2 separate regions of the Homo sapiens genome follow, and region 1 is linked to region 2. Evidence: chromatin contacts called from ENCODE Hi-C or POLR2A ChIA-PET data. All regions are on one chromosome and are shown on one strand. The core of a region is the stretch at or near the end of the contact, and the rest is flanking DNA. Distances in the headings are between cores, read along the strand shown.

Region 1 (4,425 bases), core at 1,751-4,250, 200 kb before region 2:
ACACCCCAGCTCTCCAGAGCTGTCCCAGGGTCCTGGGACAGAACTTCAGCGTGTGGTACCAGAGGCAGTGTGGGGGTGCCCCCAGCTCCTCCTATTGGACTCCCTGGAGGAGGGGCTGCAGAGCTGGGTGACAGTGGCTCTCGGACTCCCTGGAGGAGGGCTGCAGAGCTGGGTGACAGTGGCTCCCTCCACTCCTGCCCCGGCAGCTGCTGCTGCAACCCTGGTCCTTTCCTCCCACTCCACTCCTGGGCTCCATGGAGCTCCATCGCAGTCACTCCCCTGATAGGCAGGCAGCTCCCCTTTGCTCGGCATCTCCTTTAATCTAAAGCAGGTGCCAGGCATTCCAGCCCTTGCTGAGCCGACACTGCCACCCCCTAGGCCCCTGCCCAGAGGCTACTGTCCTGCCTGGTCTGGAAGTTGAGACCCCAGCCTAGGGCTCCCGCTTAACCCAGGTACCAGGACTCCAAAGGCAGGAACTAGCTAAGCAGGGTCATGGGTACCCAACACAGATTCAACAGGCAAGATCAATAGGTCCCAAATTGCCACTGAGGCGCTAGATTTCTGTGGACTGCCAATCCCTCTCTAGGACCCTGTAGTATCTCTCCGGTCCCATGACTCCCCATCCTAGTAGAGACTCATTCTGAACCTCCATATGGGCCTCCAGAACCCATCACCAGTCATGGGACCCCTTCTACTCCAGGCACAAGAGTCACTCTGGATCCAAGATTTTAGGTATTCTACCTGCCCCTCAGCACCCTTCCTGCTGTGAACCATCACCCCACCCCACTCAGGAGCAACATGGGTAAGCAGGGAACCCCTAGAGGGAGGTGGCCAGAAGGCTGCTTCCAGGCCTGGCTCTCCAAGGCCAAGGAGGCAAATCACCTGGGGGAGGCGGCACCTTCCTTCCTGGCACCAGCCTCCCAGTCTCTCTCCCTGCTCCTCACCTTCCTCACCCATTCTCTCCCTGTCCTGTCCTGAGGCCTCTATCAGCAGGGCCTCAGAGCTGACACCAGGAAGACAGGGCCTGAGCATGCTCCTCCTCTGGGGTCATGAAATTGTGGTCCTGACCTGGAGAAGGTAGCCCGGCCCATGCTGAGAGGCAGCAGAAGAGCAAGGCAGCCCCTGCCCGGAAGTGGCTGCTCCCTGGAGAGACCAAGAAGAGAAGGAGAAGACAGTGGAAGCCCACTCACTGTGGTGGTCTCATCCAGAGAGCTGCTCAGAGGCAGCAGCAGAGTTGGAGCAGATACAGGGCACAGTCAGCTTTCACACTAAACCAAGGCTGGGAGTGAGGGCAGAAGATCCAGGGAGGCTTGGAACCCCTTTGTGAGGGCTCAAACACACGCCCAGTTCACCTCTCTCAGAGCAACACTTTTTCTCCTCGCAGCAGAGGTTCCCCCAGACACAGACACAGACACAGACACACACCCCAAGCAGTAGACAGAAAGAGAAGGGAGAGAGGGGGTGTCAGAAAAACCCGGAAGGAAGGAAGCTGGACAGACAGACAGTAGCTGATCCTAGCTTCATTGCTCCAGAGAGACACCCTCCAGACTCCTAGACTTCAAGGGACACTATCCTTCTCAGAAGGAGAGAGCAGCCCTCTGTCTCTTCTGAAACCAAATTCCAGCAGCCCTGGAATAGGACCTACCCCAGCGCAACAAGAAGCCTAAGCTCACTTCTCTTCCTACATTCTTCCCCGAGGGTTCCTTTGGATCAAGACAGGGGCCACCTCCCCTTAGCAGCGCAGGGACACTTCCAAGGAACTGTATGACTGCCCCACCCCCCAGCCAAGCCCACATCACTCAGAAGCCTTGGAAGAAGAGACTCCTCAGTCACAGCCCCCGCTACTCACAGGCAGTGCCTGGGAGAAAAGGGTGACCCCCAGCTCTCCCCAGTCCCAACCCACCTCCTTCTGGAGGCTCCTATCAGCCAGAGGAGGAGGGCTGGGGTGCTGAGACCCACGGGGTTGGTGAGCCTGGGAGGGGGACTACATCTCCCAGAAGCCCCCAGGGCAAGGTTCGCTGCTCCAGCTGGCCCAAGGCCGGCCTTGTTCTCTGCGCTAGGGTGGCAGGGTCCCCTGGCTGTCCCTAAGCCCTCCCCACGGTGTTCTGGAGCTGCCAACCTGATTGGGGGCTTAAGAGTAGCCTCCACTGACCCTGGGGGAGTCCCCCACACCTTAAACAGCCTGGGGGTACGTGCCAGAGAGCAAGAGACAATCAGACTGTGTTTCCCCTCCCCGATTCAAACTGGATCTCCCTCCTCGCGCCTCTGCTGGCCTGGCATGACTTTCGCCTTGCCCCCAGCCCACCCCTCACCTCACGCGGATTGGGGGGTCCTCACGCCAGGCCGGAGCTGGACGCCATGACCAGGTCAGGGTCGTTGTGTGGATGGGGGTCCTCCTGCTCGCCAGTTGGAGATGCAGAGGGGGCGGGCAGGCGGTGATCTTTTGATCCTGGACGCCTTGATCTCAATACCAGCCCGGCCCGGGAGAGGCTATCCGGGGATCGCTGGGTGCCTGGGTTCCTGCCTCCCAACCGCGGAGCATGGTCGCGGGCGCCGGGCAGTGGCGGGAGAGCGCGCACACCCGCCGGGGCCGGGGCGCGGGGCCGGGGTCTCGGCCCCGAACCTCAGGGCTCCGGCTCCTGCTCCTGCTCCTCCTTCCCTTGCTTGCTTGCTTGCTTCCTTCCTTCCTTCCTCGCCTCTCCTTTCCTTTCCCCAAAGCCCGCGGGAATGCCGGGCGCTGGGTGGGGAGGGGCTGTCTGGGCGCTTATTGTTGGTCGGACTCCGAGGGTCCGGGTCACAGCCCCCGGGCGGCGCGGCGCCGGGGGACCCAGGCGTGCGGGCGTCCGGCCGGCTGGCTCCGGGCGGCGGCGGTGGTGCAGCGGCCCCGGGTCCGGGGCATGTCCAGCCACTGGCTCCGCCGCGCGCCGCCGCCTCCCCGGGCTCCCCTGCGCTGCCGGAGCCTCGCTTGCCCCTCCACTCGGCTCCACTCCCCAGCCTGAATAAGCATCGGGGCTCTCTGGCTGCCTCCTTCTGCCTTCATACCAGAGCCCGGAGAGGCCCCTGTCAAAATAAGAGCTCCCCCATCTCGCTTGCCTCCTCGCCCAACCCGGCTCCCCCAGCCTCCCAGTGGTCTGACTCGGTAAGGCGCCCGGCCGGCTAGCGGGAGGCAGGTTGGCCCGGGGGCGGGGAGGGGGGTTTCTGCTCTCCTCCTCACTCCTGAGAACTGGGGAGGAGACGCGCCAACAACATCCCAGGCTAGGGAAAGGTTTGACAAACCTACCTTCCTATCTGCACTGATTGGAAGGAGTGGAAGTTGCCTGGACACACGCGCGCGCACACACACACACACACACAGCACTGGGTCCCCTCTTCGTTGTACCCACCCACATCCATAATGCACTGAGCATCTCTTTATTCATGTCTCTCCTAGTAGACCATGAGGTCCTTGAGGACACAGACTGAGTTTTTTCATCTCAATCCTCAGCAGCACAAAGTGCATGCTAAGAAAATGTTTGTGGAAGTGAAACCTTTGTCTTCTCAAAAGAACTCTCCTAACCTAACCTCAAAGTGCTTCTCTCTCTCTCTCTCTCTCTCACACACACACACACACACACACACACTCTCACCACCCTATAGGACGATCGAGGCAATGAAAAAGAAAATGTAAAGCCCTTTTTTTTTTTTGAGATGGAGTTTCGCTCTTGTTGCCCAGGCTGGAGTGCAAAGGCGCGGTCTCAGCTCACTGTAACCTCTGCCTTCTGGGTTAAAGCGATTCTCCTGCCTGAACCTCCCAAGTAGCTGGGATTGCAGGCACCTGCCACCATGCCCGGCTAATTTTGTATTTTTAGTAGAGACAGCGTTTCACCATGTCGGCCAGGCTGGTCTCGAACTACTGACCTCAGGTGATCAACCTGCCTTGGCCTCCCAAAGTGCTGGGATTACAGGCGTGAGCCACCGCGCCCGGCCCAAAGCGCTTTTTAAAAACATTTCACATGTTTCAATGCTCACCACAAACCTGCAAGAAAGAGGTTATGGTCCCATTACAGAGGTGAGGAAATTGAGGTTTGCATTACCTAAGGACTTACCCAGAGCTACCCAGCTAGAAAGTGGTAAGCCCAGGACTAGAATTTGGGTCTCCTTATCCCAGGGCACTTTCCCTGTTTCCTACTGTCCCCACCCACCCAGAATTAATAGCAAGTGACAAGCATTGACTGTGTCTGATAGGAAGAACACTAGCCAGCCTGCTTGTTCCTGCTGTTTCCTCGGCCCTCTCCCCTGCCCCTCCTCACAGATGGTCCCCAGATAGTTCTAGCCTCACTGACCTCCCTCTCTTCTGACCACCTATCCCATCATAGCATCTGAGTACTTCCTGATGTGTTGTATCTTGTCACACACACACACACACATATATATATACACACACAC
Region 2 (4,718 bases), core at 1,913-4,412:
CATGATTTCATTCTTTTTTATGGCTGAGTAGTATTCCACTGTGTGTGTGTGTGTTGGGCGATGATAATGATGTCCATTGCTGTGTGACAGCTTGGAATTTAATTTATTAAAGTCAAGTTGGAGTTTATAAACTGCATTTTCTTTATCACTCACTACATTAACTACGTTTTCTTTATCCAATCCTCCATTGATGGACACATCGATTTGGTTGATTTTTATGTAGTGAAATGTTCAATTCTAAGTCATGAAAATTCAAAGAGATTTTTCAAGCTGTTTCCCCAGTCTAAGAAATGTAACTCTTAGTGGTTCACAGAGGAACAGTTTTTCTACCAGTATGACACGACAACCAAACACAGTGAACTTGTGATTGCACAAGAAACTTTTGTTGATGGGAGAACAGGTATTCAGAGTTCTACAGGACCTGGGGAATGAGTAGATGGTAACTGGAATCTGTATTGAGCTTCCAGTACTGAGCTGCCCAGAGTTCCATGGAATCACATATTTTAGTGAAGAAGAGCCTGATCACGTTTCAAAAATAGGGAATTTTTAAATGAATGAAAAAAATACGAAACATATTTTCATCAACTTAATCCATTTCACACTTTCAGAAGGGATCCACAGCTTTTAATGAGTATGAATTATGCTTTCAGTTTTTGTGGCAGCTTTTAAAGAACAAATCTCAGGATATGTCTGAATTACCCAGCCAAAATTGTGGCTTGTTTTCAAGAGAAGCAGATTGAGATAGAAGTAAACTATGCTAGACAGAATGACACTGCTTTAAATTTTGGAAACATATATATGGATCCCAGAGCAATCCTGAAATTTTTGCTCTGTAACCTATGTTTGAGTTTACACAGCTCTGTGAATGAACTTTTTCTTCATAAAATTGCTAAATAAAGCTAAAAGCTATTTTCAGTGGTGTAAATCTGAATTAAAATGAGGATGGCATTTCATGAAGTACTACTATATGCATTTTTGAATGAATAAAGTTGGTAAGATATATTTTGTTACTTTTGAATTACATTTTTTAAAACGCTTTTTTTTTTTTTTTGAGACAGAGTCTCTCTCTGTTGCCCGGGCTGGAGTGCAGTGGAGTGATCTTGGCTCACTGCAACCTCTGCCTCTCAGGTTCAAGCGATTTTCCTGCCTCAGCCTCCTGAGTAGCTGGCACTACAGGCACCCACCACCACACCTGGCTAATTTTTGTATTTTTTGTAGAGATGGGGTTTCGCCATGTTGGCCAGGCTGGTTTCGAATTCCTGACCTCATGATCCGCCCGCCTCGGCCTCCCAAAGTGCTGGGATTACAGGCATGAGCCACCGCGCCCTGCAAAACCCTATTTTAAAATAGGGACCAAGTTATAACTCACTGTTGTTAAAACCAAAATTTATGCACAAGTATGACTTTACTATCTTAATGGCATTTTAAATTTTATTTTATATATATTGAACATTTAATGTGTTTTCTGATTGTACAAATTATATAGGTTTATTTTTAGATTAGAAGATACAGAAAACTACAATGCAATAAAATATCAGTCTTAACCAACTTTATTAAGGTATATTATTTAACAAGTATGTCTTGAACCCTTACTGAGTTTCAGCCACTGGGCTAAGTGAGTGATGGGTTTTTTGTTTTATTTTGTTTTTTGTTTTGTTTTGAGACAGAGTCTTGCTCTGTTGCCCAGGCTGGTGTGCAGTGGTGCCATCTCAGCTCACTGCAACCTGTGCCTCCTGGGTTCAAGCGATTCTCCTGCCTCAGCCTCCCGAGTAGCTGAGATTATAGGCGCCCGCCACGATGCCCAGCTAGTTTTTGTATTTTTAGTAGAGACGGGGTTTCCCCATGTTGGCCAGGCTGGTCTTGAGCTCCTGACCTCATGTGATCCACTCGCCTCGGCCTCCCAAAGTGCTGGGATCACAGGCGTGAGCCACGACACCCGGCCCACTGATGGAGTTATAAAGGTGAAGAACTAGTCTAGTGAAGAATGCAGACTGAGAGTAAACAGACAAATACAATGTGACTGAGCTGTATTGTTAAATACAAGAAAGGACTATCAGGAAGACTTTTTGGAAAAAGAAGCATCTACACTGAGACCATAAAAATTAGTAGGAGTCAGTCAAATAAATGTGGGAGGAGGAGAAAGGGATTATTCCAGGTAAAGAAAACAAGTTCAAGGCTTGAGAGGTAAAAGGTGGCTTGGTGTGGTGGAAAAGGTGAAAGAAATTTGCGACTGGAGAGCAAGAAATATGGTCGAGAAGGACTAAAAAAAAGTAGACAGGGAGAGCCCAGATGCTGAAGGGTCTAGAAAACCTCAGTATGGTTTTGGAGCTTTGCCCTGAAAGCAATAGAATGCCTTTGAATTGTCTGAAGCAGATGGTAACTTGATCAGGTCTGCTTTTTGCAAAGTGGAGAATGCTTTGGAAGGAAGCAAGTGTGCACGCAGCGGGACCCATTAGACTAATGTATAAATCCTGCCTGGAGGTCATCACTGGACAGGGGAGGTGGGGGAGGCGGTGAAGATAAACAAAAGGGGATAAATTTGAAATATCCTGTTTTAAAAGGAGGTAGAATCCACAGAACTTGGCAATGGATTGGATGTGAGAAGTGAGAGGAATCAGTGATGACTGCCAGCTTTCTGACCTGAACGAGTGGATGAAGGGAAGCCGAGTTTTGGGGGGAAAGAGAAACATATAATACCAACATTTAAAACATAATAAGACTAAGAGGCTGAAGGAAAGGGTAGAACCTTCAATCTGAGCCGAGCGGGGCCGACAGCGCTGGGCAGCATCCCACGCCTTTTTCTCCGCGAGGCCCACGCAACCAGCCAACTAAAGCGAAGAACCACGTGAGGGAGACCCCACTGCGCACCAGGCGCGAGCCCTGCGCATGCCCGTTGGGTCCCGGAGGCCGAGCCTGCGCAGTTAGGGGAACTCAGGCCCATAGGCTCCCCGCCTTTGCGTTGCCCTGAGCAGCGAGGCGCGGTCACGTGCTACCTTTTGCACGTATCCTGTCGCCCCTCTGTCCGCCCGGGACGCCTAGCCCCACCCACTGTTCCCGCCCCTTCCGTGTTTTGGTGCGCACGGGTTCCGCCAGACACAGCTACCATTGGCTGTCAGTCGGATCCGAGAACGACGATTGGCTTTCCTTGACCGTCCCTCAAGCGCCTCTCCGGAGATGGTCTGAGGTGGGAGAAGAGCTGAAGAGACCTGGAGCCGACAGACGGTAAGCTGGGGTATGTGCTCTGCAGGGGCTGCAGGAGGCCAAGCTCTTCCCGAGCCACCTCGGCGAGTATTCTTGCCGCTTGGCCACGCTGGTCTGCCCTGGTCCGGTCCCCTCACCCCGACTGGAACCTCCCTGCTTTCTAGTCTAGGGGCTTCGCTGCGGCTGAGACTCGGTCGCCGCCACGCCTTAGCGTGAAGGATTCCGGGAAGCCTGCGGGACTGCGAGTGGAGAGGTTTTGCCCAACGGGACGGTCTCCTTCCTTCTGTCCAAATTCTACCTGTCCTTCGAGGCGTGGTGCGGGCCCCACTGCTTAGGGGAGACTTCCTTTTCGCCTGACCGCGGAGGTGTCTCTCTGTCCTGGTCTCCCTCATCGGGTACTTTGTTTCGGTCGTTGTCTTCACGTATCAGTCTTATCTTTTTGGCCAAATTATGAGTTCTTAGGCGTTTAGGACCCTTTTTTTCTTGAATACCACAGTTCATTCATTGTCTTGCGTTACAGTATATGCCCTCTTAAGTGTTAAGAGGGTAGAGTGAAGATCATGCCCCTATCTCCTCAGAGTAGAAACAAGAGACACAGAAAGAGAAATTAAAGAAGACAGGAGGACAGTCAGAGAGCGTCAGGGAGTTTTGCCTAGGTTTCAGATCATTCTGTATCGCCAGCTAGCTTGCCTCCTTGGACTTACCCACCAGTCTAACAGCAGGTGTATGTTTAGAATATTTGTGCTCGGCACAGTGTAGGGACACGGGCAGGTGTGATATGGTTTCTGCTCAGAAGCTTCTTATAGTCCAATTGGGTAAACGAGACTAGAACACATAAAACGACCATGGCAACATGAAAATAGGGTTGAAGTTTTATGGTGTCAGCTGTGCCAGCCATAGAACTAAGGAGCAAGAGTAGATTCAGGGATGGGGTAGTTTAGGAAGGCTTCCCGGAATGTGATTATCTCCTGATATTTATTGAGTACCTGGGGTGTGCAAAGCTCTGTGCTGAATCTGAGAATGAGAAGTGAATAAGTGATGGCCACTGTCCTGAGAAACTCCTAGTCTAGGGGAAACAAGTTTCATTGCATTGATAGCAAAGATGTGTGTGGATGCCGTGGGCAAGAGATGGGATATGCCAGCTGTACCTGGATGAATTGGGAAGGGGGTCATCAAAGAGAAGACTTTGGGGTTTGAAAGGCGAATAGAAGTTGCATAGGTAGGCCTGTCGCGGTGGCTCACACCTGTAATCCCAGCACTTTGTGAGGCCGAGGCGGGCGGATCACTTGAGGTCAGGAGTTTGGGACCAGCCTGACCAACATGGCAAGACCTCGTCTCTACTAATACTACAAAAATTAGCTGGGCGTGGTGGTGCGTGCTTATAGTCCCAGCTATAATACTTCGGAGGCTAAGTCACGAGAATCGCTTGAACCTGGGAGGCGGAGGTTGCAGTGAGCCCAGATCACAGCACTGCACTCCAGCCTGGGCGACAGAGCAAGACTCCATCTCCAAAAAAA

What was found. A loop is a pair of places that touch in the nucleus more often than their neighbours do. ChIA-PET counts read pairs that join two places held with the same protein, here RNA polymerase II (POLR2A). Pooled maps may share reads with other maps.
Region 1: a loop to region 2 is called in a pooled map, with 5 times the contacts of the local background. The contact joins the promoter of BCL9L here to the promoter of HINFP in region 2. A Hi-C loop is called at or near these places in 1 of 168 maps with a recorded cell type or tissue (CD4-positive, alpha-beta T cell) and 8 of 50 pooled maps. POLR2A ChIA-PET finds 5 or more read pairs at or near these places in 5 of 52 experiments (A673, GM12878, HEK293 and 2 more).

The regions. Positions count from the first base shown.
Region 1 is chr11:118,922,926-118,927,350 of GRCh38, forward strand. It overlaps BCL9L (BCL9 like), which reads right to left and starts at 3,001. Exons shown (of 10, transcript NM_001378213.1): 1 at 2,313-3,001. RefSeq lists enhancers at 409-949, 950-1,489, 1,718-1,787, 2,159-2,660 and silencers at 2,856-2,905, 3,106-3,245, 4,066-4,125.
Region 2 is chr11:119,118,418-119,123,135 of GRCh38, forward strand. HINFP (histone H4 transcription factor) reads left to right here and starts at 3,163. Exons shown (of 10, transcript NM_198971.3): 1 at 3,163-3,222. It overlaps C2CD2L (C2CD2 like), which reads left to right. Exons shown (of 14, transcript NM_001290474.2): 14 at 1-127. RefSeq lists a silencer at 2,897-3,176.